Linked DNA regions of Homo sapiens: regions 2, 3 and 4 are each linked to region 1. Evidence: chromatin contacts called from ENCODE Hi-C or POLR2A ChIA-PET data. All regions are on one chromosome and are shown on one strand. The core of a region is the stretch at or near the end of the contact, and the rest is flanking DNA. Distances in the headings are between cores, read along the strand shown.

Region 1 (3,502 bases), core at 254-2,753:
GCTTTTTGAGTTGGAAATTAACGGTGTCCTGGTGGGAGGACCCCAGCCTTGAGTTTTTCAGTCCTGTATCCTTATGCACACGTTGGTGAATAGTTCTGTGACCAACATTGCTTTTTCTTCTTTCAATAACATCCTCTGAGGTGGCTCTTGGGTCACAGAACGACTGAAAATCGATCAGTCCTTTCATTGACCCCTTGAATCATAGTCTTACGTGGAATTAAATAAACTCTGTTGTCGGGCGGGGTGCGGTGGTTCACGCCTGTAATCCCACAACTTTGGGAGGCTGAGGTTGGCGGATCACGAGGTCAGGAGATCGAGACCATCCTGGCTAACACGGTGAAACCCCGTCTCTACTAAAAATACAAAAAAAATTAGCCAGGCGTGGTGGCGGGCGCCTGTAGTCCCAGCTACTCAGGAGGCTGAGGCAGGAGAATGGGATGAACCCAGGAGCGGAGGTTGCAGTGAGCCGAGATTGCGCCACTGCACTCCAGCCTGGGGGACAGAGCAAGACTCCATCTCAAAAATAATAATAATAAATAAAATTTAAAAAAAAACCTCTGTTGTCATTAATTTTCAGGGTAGAGGTTTGAGCTCCTGTTTTCTGCTTTATGCTGAGGCAGTGGGAAGTGAGTGGAGACCTTAGAGGGTGGAACTGACACACAGGAGCGGGTTTGCCTGTTAGCATCACAAAACATGAGTAACAGCTGCTCCCCCAGGCGGGGGGGTTGGGAGGGGGTGTGGGGGGTTGGGGAGGCTTTGTGTTTTATTTTTTGAAGAGAGGAGTGTAGGATTTCATGTAAGATTAAAAGCCTCCTTCTGTTAGTGAAAGGATGAAAAGGACAGTTGCTAAATATGTGTCATTAAAGTAAAGAATTAGCTACAGTTGAGGCCGAGCGCGGTGGCTCAACACCTGTAAATCCTGGCACTTTGGGAGGCCGAGGCGGGCAGATCACTTGAACTCAGGAGTTCAACACCAGCCTGGCCAACTTGATGAAACCCTGTCTGTACTGAAAATATAGAAATTAGCCAGCTTGGTGGCAGGCACCTGTAATCCCAGCTACTCAGGAGGTTGAGGCAGGAGAATCGCTTGAACCCGGGAGGTGGAGGTTGCAGTGAGCTGAGATCACGCCATTGCACTCCAGCCTGGGCAACAAAAGCAAGACTCTGTCTGAAAAAAAAAAAAAAAAATTAGCTACAGTTGAGGTTATTTAGGTTATTTCCAGTTAGAAGTTCTGATACCATTAATAAATATTTTACCTTTAAGCTAAAAGAAGCTTAACCAGTGTTTTAGTTAATAGCAGCCAAACAACAATCTGTCTACTTGCAGAGTCTGCCATGTTCCTTCTACTCACAGTCCACACAGACTAAGCAGAGCTAAAGATGCAGACAGGGAATAACCAAGTTCACACTTCATCTAGGATGTTTTCCTGATACCCCCTAACCTGGAGTTAAGTCATCGTCTTTGGTGTTTGGAAGTCAGATGTTTTCTATTGAATTGATGCCTACATAGTACCCATAACTCCCCACTCCTGACATTCGTCACACTGTGATGCACCTGGCAGCTTTCTAGTCCCCTAAGCTCCTTGGGAAGGGTATCCATTTTATCCTCAGTTCACCTAGCCCAGGGCTTGGTGTTTGTCTAGTACAGGTCATCATATGATTGTTGAATTTTTCAAATACACAGATTTTTCTTGAAACCTCTTGATCTCTGTGTTGGTCTCTTCCTGCCCCCTCCCTTCCTCTCCTTTCTTCTCCCTGCTCGTGCAGTTGAAATTCTGACATTCCAAGAGCATTTCAGCTCCACCAAATAGGACTTCCACATGTCACAAAACGCAAGACAGTTATTTTGAATGGAAACTTTTTGTACCCCTTTGGTAGAAGTTTATTTTGGGGTTTGTCTATGCATTTAGGTTTCACTGCCTCCAGATTTATCTGGGTGGAGTAATATCACATAAGTGTGAACTACCTTCCTGTTTTGTTAAAAATATCAAGAGCAATTTCTCTTGATGATAAGAGGTCAACTGAAGAGGTTGATGAGCATATCCTAGTTATCTTTTGAACTAAAATATTTCTCAGAGAAAGAAATATCCTGTAATTTGGTTAGTCGTCTTAATTGTTCATCTTCTAACATGTATGAACATTATAAAGAAACTTTTTTAATACATGAATAGTCCTGGTCTCTTAATGTGATCATTTTTCTCCATCAGCCTAGTTGCTGGTCAGTGGGTGAATCAAAAAATCCAAGGTCTTGCAGACTGTTCCATAAAAATTTTGCTGGCAGAGTTGTAGCTATTAAAATTAGCACCCTGCAAAAGTCTGTCACAAGTCAGACAGGCAGACCGAATCAGAATTAGACATCACATTGCCAGGAAGCGCTCCATCCTGAGAGGGATTAATAGGACATGTGTAGAAACAGACTTACACCTCCTCTCTCCCTGGTCCAGCCCCCTTTATCCCTGTCATACTGAAAGTTCCCTGCTCTACCCACCCACCCCCACTCCTTCCCAATCTTATACCTTTTTTTTTTTTTTGAGACAAGGTTTCTCTCTGTCACCCAGGCCGGAGTGCAATGGTGCAATCACAGGTCACTGCAGGCCTCGACCTCCCAGGCTCAAGCAATCCTCCCACCTCAGCCTCCTGAGTAGTTGGGACTGTATGTGCACACCACCATGCCAGGCTAATTGTTGAATATTTTGTAGAGACAGGGTCTCCCTGTACCCTCTAGGCTGGACTCAAACTCCAAGGCTCAAGGCATCCTCCCGCCTTGGCTTCCTGGAGTGCTGAAATTTTACAGGCGTGAGCCACTGCACCCAGCCTACTTAGACAAAGAAGTAGGTGGCCTTGTGGAAAGGTACTCCACATGGCCTTTAGGCAGGGTGCTTACGTTACAGGAAGACTGATTGTTTAATTCTCTTACCTCCTTTACCTCTCCTTGCTTGGATCAACAAACTCATGGCAGTCTTTCTAGGATCTATTTAAGAGGTTCTTGTTTATCACCAAGAATGTATAAATTGACGGTGCGGTGGCTCATGCCTGTATTCCCAGCACTTTGGGAGGCTGAGGTGGGAGGATCGCTTGAGCCTAGGAATTGGAGAACAGCCGGGGCATCATATGAAGACCCTCGTCTCAATTTTTTATTAAAAAAGAAGAGAGAGAATGTATAAATTGTTGTAGACCCAGCTTGCTCTAGGGCACTAAATGTATTACTTAGAACACTTAGAACAAAGCCCCCACATATAAGTCAGTTCCCCAAAATATGCTAGATACCATACTAAGAGCTGTGAGGAAGACAAATGAGAACTGGGTATGGAGCCAGCTTCATTGCTTGCGGGTTAGTTTGGGAGGGGGCCAAGACATAGCAGCACATGGTCCAAGTAGTGATAGACCAGATACCATAAGGGATTATATTATTGACAGTAATCCTCCATTAAATACTATAAGATTGAAGCAGAGGGAAAGGTGACCAGGGTGGTTGTAAGCTCTGAACTGAATTTTGAAAGAT
Region 2 (3,502 bases), core at 737-3,236, 510 kb before region 1:
TCTTGAACTCCTGACCTCAGGTGATCCACCTGCCTTGGCCTCCCAAAGTGCTGGAATTTGGCTCACGCCTTTGGCGTGAGCCACAAACCCCGGCCTGCTTTTCTTTTTTAAATTTACATATTATTTATTTATTTTTATTTTATTTTATTTTGAGATGGAGTCTCACTCTGTCACCCAGGCTGGAGTGCAGTGGCGCAATCTCAGATCACTGCAAGCTCTGCCTCCCGGGTTCACGCCATTCTCCTGCCTCAGCCTCCCAAGTAGCTGGGACTACAGCCGCCCGCCACCACGTCCGGCTAATTTTTTTTTTTTTTTTGTATTTTTAATAAGGGGTTTCACTCTGTTAGCCAGGATGGTCTCGATCTCCTGACCTCGTGATCCGCCCGCCTCGGCCTCCCAGAGTGCTGGGATTACAGGCGTGAGCCACGCGCCCGGCCTAAATTTATATTTTAAACGCACATAGGAAAAAAAAATTAAACAGTACCAAAGAGTACAATGCATACTGACATACCGAGTCACCAATCCACCCCAAATTCCTAGACCCATGTCTCAAAAATGCCACAGACATTTTCTGATGGATCTTTGCAAAAATTTTCTATCTAGATCCTATTTTTTATACAAATACAACTATATGTATACAGCATTCTGTGCTTAATAACCCTTGATGATCTTCCCATATCAGCACATAGTCTGACTTAATTCTTTTTAAAGACTGCAGAGATTGCAGGCGCCAAAATACATCTAACCATTGGGGCAGATTTCATTATGACTATCCTTAACCCACTGTACTTGTCCCGCAAGGTCCAACCTGGTATTGCACAGGACCTCACAGAACGCTGCTGTTTCCTGATCTTTTCTAGTGAGGCAGCTTTGTTTCTTCACATAGGAGACCTCCCTGGAAAGCGAAGTCAAGCAGGTGGATCTAGAGGTTGGCCACCACAGTCAGGAAAGCAGCTGTCTACTGAAAAGCAAACTCTAATTCCTTAACATTAACGAGTACCGGAACTACCACGTGGGAAGTGCAGCCCCCTCTCTCCGCCTCACGGATTCAGCTCGGAGGTGCAGGGGTTTGGTGGGGGGCGGTTAGGGAATGACAGCTGCCCCGTGGAGGACGCCCAGGGCTGGGTCACGAGCTGACAGGAGTCAGCCTTATTCTGTAAATCCTAGTTATCAGGATGCCGGTTTCGCGCCGTGCCCAGTCCCACTCAGCCTTCAGTCTTCCGGCCGGGACCCCGCTGGGCGCTAAGGGGGGAGCGGCGCCACCGCGAGGCCGGAGAGGGGGCTGCGAGGGGCGCCCGGCCGGCCTGCGAACGTGGTGGGAGCCAGGCGGGGCACACGGCCTCCCCTTCCCATGAGGGACTCTCCCCGCCCCCCGGGCTCAGCGCTGGGAGTGGTGAGATGGATGGCGGGGTGATCCGACGCCGCCAGCCCACCGCGTCCCCAAGAGCCGGGGCCTCCGGCTCAGCTAAACGCCCCAGAGTCACGCATGCGCCCCATAAACGTCTGCTGAGTGAACGAAAGCTCCCCATCCACAAGGGGACAGCTCGGCGCTCCCACGCCATGTCCAGGTCGCATTCGACCAGCAGGACTTCCCTTAACGCGCTGCCGGAGTCCCCAAGATCGCGCCCCTGCCAGGAGCGGAACTGTTTATTTCCGTCCGGCTGAAGAGGCGGGGTGGGGATGGCACAAGCCGATTGGTTACGCAAAATGTGGAACCAATTCAGGCCTATGATCCAGGAGACTACAAGTTCCAGAATGCATCCTTCCTCCAGCATAGGGACAGGCCGAGGCTGCGGGGGCGTTGCCTGCTGGGAATTGTAGTCTTCATCTTGTTTGTTGCGCAGGAGGAACTGGAAGGAGGGAGTAAACTATTACCACGTGACGTTCGGGTCAGGTGTTTGGGCCAGCCTCCGCACTCGAGCTTTGATTGGCTGACTCTAATAAGAAGACGCCACTAGGGGCGGGGCGAAGAGGGGCGCAAGCTCATTGCGTTTTGAGTCTCGGGACCCCTGTTGGAGAGACTATGGCGCTCAACAAGAATCACTCGGAGGGCGGCGGAGTGATCGTCAATAACACCGAGAGGTGAAAACACTGCGGAAGGATCCTGGAGGACCAAAGTTCGGGTGTCGAGGAAGTGGGCGGTGGGTGGTGGGTGGTGGGGAATAAGCCCCTGAAGAGGGAGCACTGATGGAGTGAGGTTGGTGGGGAACGGCTGGGGGCGGGGTTGGAGGAAGGTGGGTGGGCCGTGGGGGAGAGCCCGGGAGGTTGTGATCAGCTGGGAGGCGGGGGTGGGACGTCTGCATGGGGACCTGGTATGGGGCCCCCGGTGGGGCCTAGGGGTGATTCTTGAACCCCTTCCCAGACTTGTGATTTCAGTAGCTGGGAGGAGCCCCAAACAAAAATAATTGTCACTTATTGGATGTCTACAACGTTACTACGTGTCAGGCTCTGCGCCTTTTCTACCTTATTTAATAAATTCTGTGCAGTATAATCTACTACTGTCCACATTTCACAGGTAGGGAAAGTGGAGGGCAGAAAGGTTAAGTAACTTGCCCGAGATCGCAACTGTGTAAGTAACAGAGGTGGTAATTCCAGGAAAGGAGTCTTGACTCCAAAGTTAATAGGATTAACCACCAGCATACAGGCTTCCAGTATGTTCCAGAACTGTTCAGGTTCCCGGTAAAAAACTGAGGTCCCAGAGGTGAAATTAAACAGATGACGTTTGTCAGGTGTCTAACAGTTCCTGGCACTGTGTGGGTCCGTAGTCATTCCCTTGCCTCTCTCTTGAATGCCTGTTGGTTTGGGTCACCTCGGAAGGCAGAGCTCTCCTAATTCAAGGTTCTTTCCACTCCATCCTCCCCACCCCTTGCTCATTGCATCCTGTCTCTCCTCCAGTCTCTGCCAAGAGAAGCCTTAAATGGCCTCTGTCTCCTTTTGTTCCTTGGGTATTGAAAATCAGACCAGCCAGCCCTGGGTTGAACTATGCCGACCCTGAATTGCCTCTTGAAGGCAGAAGGAGCTTAGGAGGCACCTGAGTCCCCAAAGGAGACATCGTGGAGTCAGAGCCCTGTACCCAGCTAAGGCCAGCATCCAGCTGCCCTGTGACTTGGGAATGTTTGATGAGTCAGAGGAAAATGCCTAGAGTGACCCAGCATGCTCACTTTCCCTCTATCTTACCCGCTCAGAGTTTCATGGGCCCAGCCTGTTGCTGGTAATTCCTTCTTTTCTCTGAGCAGTACTTCTCTTCTCTTTTTTTTTTTTTTTTTTTTTTTTTTTTAGATGGAGGCTTGCTCTGTCGCCCAGGCTGGAGTGCAGTGGCACGATCTCAGCTCACTGCAACCTCCGCCTCCTGGGTTCAAGCGATTATCCTGCCTCAGCCTCCCCAGTAGTTGGCATTACAGGCACCCGCCACTACACCCAGCTAATTTTTTGTATTTTTAGTAGACATAGGGTTTCACCATGTTGGGCAGGCTGGTCTCGAACTCCTGACCTCGTGATCCAC
Region 3 (3,502 bases), core at 650-3,149, 440 kb before region 1:
AGTGGAGGTTGCATGGAGCTGAGATCGCGCCACTGCACTCCAGCCTGGCAGCAGAGCAAGAGTCCGTCTCAAAAAAAAAAAAAAAAAAATTAAGAAGGCTGAAATAATAACAGGAATTTGATACCAGAGATTGAGATGAAGCTGAGCTAGTTTTTCAAAGTGTGCATTTTTTTCTCATTGTTTGATACTTGACCACTGGTGTGACAAGTCAATATTGAGGTATTTGTACTTACGTACTGTAATTCTCTGAAGGTCAGGCATGGTGGCTCATGCCTGTAATCCTAGCACTTTGGGAGGCTGGGGCAGAAGGATTGCTTGAGTCCAGGAGGTCAAAACTGCAGTGAGCCGTGGTCACTGCACCACTGCACTCTAGCATGGGTGACTGGGCAAGACCCCACTTCAAAAAAAAAAAAAATTACCGGCCAGGGGCGGTGGCCCATGCCTGTAATCCCAGCACTTTGGGAGGCCAAGGCGGGTGGATCACAAGGTCAGGAGATCAAGACCATCTTGGCTAACACGGTGAAACCCCGTCTCTACTAAAAATACAAAAAAATTAGCCGGGCGTGGTGGCAGGCGCCTGTAGTCCCAGCTACTCGGAGGCTGAGTCAGGAGAATGGTGTGAACCCAGGAGGCGGAGCTTGCAGTGAGCTGAGATCGTGCCACTGCACACCAGCCTGGGCGACAGAGTCAGACTCCGTCTCAAAAAAAAAAATTAATTTAGTTGAAACCTATGCATACCTGTATCTGCTACTTTTTCTTTTAATAGTTTAGAATATTTGCTGGACCAGCATCAGAACTATAGAGTAGAATGCCCAAGGCTCTATTTCAATTTTCTGGGCTTTGCTTGGCTAGTCTTAACCTTAAGCCTGCTATGGTATTTTATATACTTGAGGCAACTGAAGAACTGACTATTACAATCTACCCAAGACATTTACTTAGGCAAAGGTAGGGATTAGCATATTTACACATTTGTCATGTTTCTTCAGAAGTAATACCTGCCAGGATATGCTATTAAACAAAAGGGCACATATCTAGTTTAGTTATCTTTTGTTTATTCTTTATGGACATGCAAATACTATAGTAGGACTATTTACTTTCTAGCTGTAGTCATTTCATTCACTTGAAGTACATAATTCAAGTAACATGTTGCTTAGTAAGTTACCTCTTGTTTAAGCATATGGAAATCAAAAAATATTTTGTGACACCTTAAAAACATACAAAACAGTTCCTCTAAAATAATTTATTAACATGTTTATTTGTATTTATTATTTACCCCTTCCCACCCCACCAAGAGACCTGCTTTTTGTTAAAAATGTATGTGCATGATATATGAAATACTTGATAATATAACATGATTTACTGAATTCTAATTCTCACACTACGCACTTAACTATCAAAATATTATGAAAGGTAAATAATCCAGGGAACACATTTTATTTTACATCGGAAAATATTTACAAAAATTTTGTTAAAGTAGCCTCTCTGGGTGCATAGCATTCGCTTGATGCCTGTGAGTTTAGACTCCTGCTCATTCTGATAGAGACCAATGCAATTCATTTGCATTGACTTTCTATTGCAGAGCTTTGGAACCAAGGGAAGGATCCAAACATAGCTCCATTTTATCCAATCAGAAGGGCCGCTTAGTGCTAAACTCTGATTCGTCCATTCCTCTTTGCATCCATCCAATCATTAGGCCACTTTAACAGCCAATCAGCGGCGTAGATATGCACCAATCATGGAACAGTGCCGAAGCACGGCCTTTGTGTCGGGGGATGTCAGCGCGTCGGCGAAAGCGCCCACCAATAGAAAAAGTCGTTGGTGTATGCAAATAAGGGTTCTATGACGCAGAGACGCAGCGTGAAGCGTGCCTATAAAAACGGAGGCGACGCGGGGGCTTGGAGCGCAGAGCGGTTTGGTCGTTCGTTGGGCGGTGCTGGTTTTTCGCTCGTCGACTGCGGCTCTTCCTCGGGCAGCGGAAGCGGCGCGGCGGTCGGAGAAGTGGCCTAAAACTTCGGCGTTGGGTAGGCGTTCGTAGGTTTACCCGCGGCTTCAGGTTCTGCCAACCGTTGGCGCCGCGCGCCGCGGCCGTTGGGAGCCGAGCGGCGGGGGCTGCTCGGGCCGCTGGCGTCGGGTCGGGTATGGGGCCGGGAGGTTTCCCCTTGGGGCTTTGTTCCGGAACTGTGTCCCCGCCTTTTCCCGGCGGTGATTCAGAGGTCCCGACGCCGGGTTCCGGGCAGTCGGGCCTCCGCCCGTCGAGGAAGGGAAGTGACTCCTCCCCGCGCTCCCCCTCCCGGGGGAGGCTGCCGCTCCTCGCAGCCTGAGTCATTAGGGGAGGGGGAGGAGGTTGGCGGCCCTCGGCCATCTGCTGCCGCGAGGTGGGGCGCGGGGAGGCGGGAGGCCCGGCGGTGGGGCCAGGATCTGTTCCTCCCCCCGCAGCCCTGGGGGGCGGCCCGGGTGAGCGCGGCGGCCTTATCTTCGGGGCGTCTTTCTTAGGTGAAAGAAAATGGCCCGAACCAAGCAGACTGCTCGTAAGTCCACCGGTGGGAAAGCCCCCCGCAAACAGCTGGCCACGAAAGCCGCCAGGAAAAGCGCTCCCTCTACCGGCGGGGTGAAGAAGCCTCATCGCTACAGGTAGGTCGGGCGGGGGAACAATGGCCCGGCGGTGGCCGGCTTTGTGCGGCAGCGTCCGCTCACTCCTCCCCTGCTCGCTGCAGGCCCGGGACCGTGGCGCTTCGAGAGATTCGTCGTTATCAGAAGTCGACCGAGCTGCTCATCCGGAAGCTGCCCTTCCAGAGGTTGGTGAGGGAGATCGCGCAGGATTTCAAAACCGACCTGAGGTTTCAGAGCGCAGCCATCGGTGCGCTGCAGGTAAGACAAAGGCCTGGAGCCGGGGGAGGGCTGGGCGGTTTCCGCTCCCCGAGTGGGATTAATAGTGCGGCTCTCGTCCTCAACAGGAGGCTAGCGAAGCGTACCTGGTGGGTCTGTTCGAAGATACCAACCTGTGTGCCATCCACGCTAAGAGAGTCACCATCATGCCCAAAGACATCCAGTTGGCTCGCCGGATACGGGGAGAGAGAGCTTAAGTGAAGGCAGTTTTTATGGCGTTTTGTAGTAAATTCTGTAAAATACTTTGGTTTAATTTGTGACTTTTTTTGTAAGAAATTGTTTATAATATGTTGCATTTGTACTTAAGTCATTCCATCTTTCACTCAGGATGAATGCGAAAAGTGACTGTTCACAGACCTCAGTGATGTGAGCACTGTTGCTCAGGAGTGACAAGTTGCTAATATGCAGAAGGGATGGGTGATACTTCTTGCTTCTCATGATGCATGTTTCTGTATGTTAATGACTTGTTGGGTAGCTATTAAGGTACTAGAGTTGATAAATGTGTACAGGGTCCTTTTGCAATAAAACTGGTTATGACTTGATCCAAGTGTTTAACAATTGGGGCTGTTAAGTCTGACCATACATCACTGTGATAGAATGTGGGCTTTTTCAAGGG
Region 4 (3,502 bases), core at 592-3,091, 330 kb after region 1:
GATCACGCCACTGCACTCCAGCCTGGATGACAGAGTAAGACCCTGTCTCAAAAAAAAAAAAAAAAAAAAGCCTGGCGCGGTGGCTCACGCCCGTGATCAAGACCAACCTGGCTAATACGGTGAAACCCCCTCTCTACTAAAAAAAAAAAAAAAAAAAATTAGCCGGTTGTAGTGGTGGGCGCCTGTAGTCCCAGCTACTCAGGAGACTGAGGCAGGAGAATGGCGTGAACCCGGGAGGCGGAGCTTGCAGTGAACAGAGATTGCATCACTGCACTCCAGCCTGGGCGACAGAGTGAGACTCCGTCTCAAAAAAAAAAAAAAAAAAAAAAAAGGCCCCAGACTTCAATTCCTCTTTTATTCTCACTTCTCACATCCAATCAATTAGCAAATCTTGCAGGCTTTCTTTCCAAAATACGTCTAGGATCTGACCAATTCTCATGACTCCTACTGCTTCCACCCTGCTTATCATCTCTTGCCCTACATTGCAATCTCCTTACTTGTCTCCCTGATCTTGGCATCCTCTATCTGTTCTCTGTAAGGCTCTCTGAGTGATCCTTGTAAAACTAAGATAATTCCATTCTGCTTCAAGCTCTCCAATAGGTCTCCCTTGCGTTCAGAGGAAAGGCTGGAGGCCATTAAGTCCTAGTAACAGGCCTTTCCCCAGCCATCCCTCTCTTTGGCTTTGTCTCCTGACCCCTGCTGAGCCACACCTGGGGATTGCTACTGCCTTCAGGTTATTGCACTTTCTCTTCCCTCTGCCTAGGATGCTCATCCGCCCCCTATTCTCATGACTTGCTGTCTGGCTTCTTCCAGGTCGTTATTCAAATGCCACCTCATTGACAGCGTTCCTAGACAATCCTACTTAAAATTGCAACCCTACTTCCTACCTCTGGCACTACTTCTTCCTTCTTGGCTTTATTTTCTGCAAAGTACTACCTCACACATTCTATATTAGTCATTTACTTACTGCTTGTCTCCCTCCACTAGAACATAAGCTCCACAAGCTTTAGAATTTCAATTTTGTTTGCTACTCCATCCCCTAGCCTAGCACAGCTTTTGTTGAGTGAGTGAGTGAATTAATGAACAAATGAATGGATATTCTTTTCCAGTCCTGTAAGTGGAAGCTCAATGGGTTTGGGTGGGTCTTATCTCTCTTGCTCCGGGGCTTGATTCAATGCCTGCACACAGCTGGCTAAATAAATGCATCCTGAAGGAACGACAGAGAAGCTGTTTTATTCGCGCGTCCTGGGGTTACTAGAGACAATGGACACTGTAACGTCCCAAAGGGTAGCAAACAACTTGGCAGCCTCTTGCCTTTATTGTCCGCCTTGGAGGGCCAGAATGCCCGTATTTCCCCTTGGGACTGGAATTTGGTCTTGAGGGCCAAGGACACGAACGTAGAAAAGCTGGCAGCCTTGAAAGAAGCATACCCAGCCGGCCTTCCGGGCTCCTGCACATCTCGCGCTACAGCGAGCACCCCACTCCCGGCCAGGTTAGCGCAGACAGCCAGCCCCCTCCCGCGGCGACCATCACGTAGCCCCCCGACGTAGCTCCACATCCGGCCAATGGGCCTGGGGTTCCTAACGTCACCCAGCAGCCTGACAAAACGCCCCTTCCGTCCAGTCCTTCCCGGCTCACCGGGACCCTCCAGGCGGTGTCCGAGCCCTGAGATTCGGGGTAGAGCTTGTCCAGGCTGTAGATGCTCTTGAACTCAGTGCCGTCTTTCTGCTTGTGCAGCGCCCGGCGTGGGCACCGTGCGGGCGGTGGGAGCAGCCAGACTCCGGCTCGGCTCAGGCCCCAGCGCAGGCACCTGGTGGCCGCCATGCTCAGGTCTTGCGACTGCTTCCGGCGGGCGCTTCCTCCCCGCGGTCCGCAAACTCGAGCCGCCCTCGAGCTTTGGTTCCGCGCAGTTTCTAGGTCCCGCCGAGGGGAGGCGGCAAACTGGGGTCCCGCCGATGCTTTCTGGCCGGCCGCCTCCGGGAGGCCTGGTTGGCTGGGGAAGACGGTGGCCAGAGAGCGAGCTGCTACCGGAAGAGTGCCCCGATCTTGTGGCCCCCAGAAACACCACTTCTCTCCTTTCAGAGTCCGTGCCCTCCGCCTGGACCGCCCACTGCCCAATTCAAACAGCAGCGAGGCCTGCCCGGCCAGCCTGGGGCATCTCCCGCCCCGCGCTTCCCAGCCCCTTTACTCTGCTCTAATTTATCTTTTTTCTCTTCCTTTACAAAAATCACTCAGTCCTAATTGTCTAATTGCTGTCTCCTAGCCGGAATGTGAGCTCCAGGAGGGCACCGGCTCACTGGTATATCCCCAGCACCCAGAACATGGCACATCGTGGGCACCCCATGAGTACTGATAAAATGAATTCTGTAGGAATGTACTTTTGAAAGTTGGGTTCTGGTAGAGCTGAGTTTTAGGAACGCCAGGCTCTTTTTACAAGGCAGCCTATGAGCAAATTCCCCGCTGAGCACGTGTGTGTACTGGCTTATACCCAGCAGCTCTGCAGGACAAATACCAGATGGGAGGAGAAGGCAGGCCACCGAAAGAAATGTTTGCAAAACCTGGAACATCGTCCCCCGCCCTTCAGCTTTATGGAGCAAGATGATGCTTTCTTCCAGCCAGGAGAGAGGGGGTCCCTCGGGAGGTAGGGAGAGAATTCAGAGAACTGCCAGCTAACTAGAACCCTTTCATAGCGCTGGTAAGGGATGAACTACAGACAAGTTCCAATTCTGAAAAAGGTTCACAGTAGAGCAAGCAGTGTTTGAAAACAGCTAAACCTTAGTTAAGTTACTGTGTTGAGAGGCTATGTGGTAAATGGAAACAAAGCTAAATAAATGTTCATAATTATTAGTAATGCTAGCGATTGTTTCTTAATGAAGAGTTCTATTTTTAGGAACAAGCATAATTATCTAGAAAAATGTGCCCCCGGGGATGCTGGCTGATTGAAACAGGAGATTGTCATCACACCAAGCTTTTACCATCTCCGCATTATGGCTACAGCAAATCTTTAAGAAGGAATAAACCACTTTCTAAGCACTGGCTTTATAAGCTCAGACTAGAAAGGGGTGACAATTGACATATCTCGGGCTCTATCTCGGGTTGGGAGGAGAGTCTCCTGGGTCCCGCGCTGTTTGACTTAGTCCCAAGACCTCAAAGGGAATAGACGCATCTCTATGGCAACTGGAATAAGCTGCTCAGAGGAGCAAAACCAGGCATTCACTCAGGTCGGGGGCTAAGGGGTTATGAGTAATAAAGTCAGAACCTTTCCATGACATCATTGCTCTGAGGCTGGGCTCCAGCTCTGCACCTGACCCAAGGCAATAGGAAAAGGAAGCTGCAGGTTTCCATGGCCCCAAATAAACACAGCCTGCTTGGGCCATCTGGTGGCCTGGATTCTGGGAGAGGAGGTGGGTAGAGGAGAGAATGAGGCAAGCCGCCCTGGGGTGGAGAGAGGAGCAGCTGGCAAGCTCCTCTTACCTGCTGCTGCCGTGAACTATCCAGAATG

What was found. Hi-C counts contacts between places; a loop is a spot of excess contacts on that map. ChIA-PET counts read pairs that join two places held with the same protein, here RNA polymerase II (POLR2A). Pooled maps may share reads with other maps.
Region 2: a loop to region 1 is called in a pooled map, with 2.7 times the contacts of the local background. The contact joins the promoter of WBP2 here to the enhancer-like site in region 1. A Hi-C loop is called at or near these places in 2 of 50 pooled maps. POLR2A ChIA-PET finds 5 or more read pairs at or near these places in 4 of 52 experiments (HEK293, OCI-LY7, activated B cell and 1 more).
Region 3: a loop to region 1 is called in a pooled map, with 6 times the contacts of the local background. The contact joins the promoter of H3-3B here to the enhancer-like site in region 1. A Hi-C loop is called at or near these places in 2 of 50 pooled maps. POLR2A ChIA-PET finds 5 or more read pairs at or near these places in 6 of 52 experiments (A549, GM12878, HEK293 and 3 more).
Region 4: a pooled map shows a loop between it and region 1 (5-fold over the local background). The contact joins the promoter of MRPL58 here to the enhancer-like site in region 1. A Hi-C loop is called at or near these places in 2 of 50 pooled maps. POLR2A ChIA-PET finds 5 or more read pairs at or near these places in 6 of 52 experiments (CD8-positive, alpha-beta memory T cell, H1, Panc1 and 3 more).

The regions. Positions count from the first base shown.
Region 1 is chr17:75,342,079-75,345,580 of GRCh38, reverse strand. All of the region lies in intron 2 of GRB2 (growth factor receptor bound protein 2), which reads left to right. Among named protein-coding and RNA genes, the nearest start is that of SLC25A19, 54 kb to the right of the region's middle. RefSeq lists enhancers at 1-169, 1-535. Within about 2 kb of position 1,503, at least 6 of the 41 ENCODE cell types and tissues checked have a DNase peak (open chromatin) inside an H3K27ac peak, as active enhancers do; they include GM12878 and OCI-LY7, where a contact is called at or near this core.
Region 2 is chr17:75,853,819-75,857,320 of GRCh38, reverse strand. It overlaps WBP2 (WW domain binding protein 2), which reads left to right and starts at 1,986. Exons shown (of 8, transcript NM_012478.4): 1 at 1,986-2,082. The coding sequence starts at 2,024. RefSeq lists enhancers at 367-1,162, 1,771-1,900 and a silencer at 1,231-1,400.
Region 3 is chr17:75,778,176-75,781,677 of GRCh38, reverse strand. It overlaps H3-3B (H3.3 histone B), which reads left to right and starts at 1,899. Exons shown (of 4, transcript NM_005324.5): 1 at 1,899-2,021; 2 at 2,494-2,631; 3 at 2,715-2,868; 4 at 2,955-3,502. The coding sequence starts at 2,504. The coding sequence ends at 3,083. RefSeq lists a silencer at 2,309-2,578 and an enhancer at 2,207-2,811.
Region 4 is chr17:75,011,009-75,014,510 of GRCh38, reverse strand. MRPL58 (mitochondrial ribosomal protein L58) reads right to left here and starts at 1,841. Exons shown (of 6, transcript NM_001545.3): 1 at 1,639-1,841. The coding sequence starts at 1,824. RefSeq lists enhancers at 831-1,513, 1,534-1,613, 1,664-1,973, 1,514-2,197, 2,064-2,213 and a silencer at 1,866-2,048.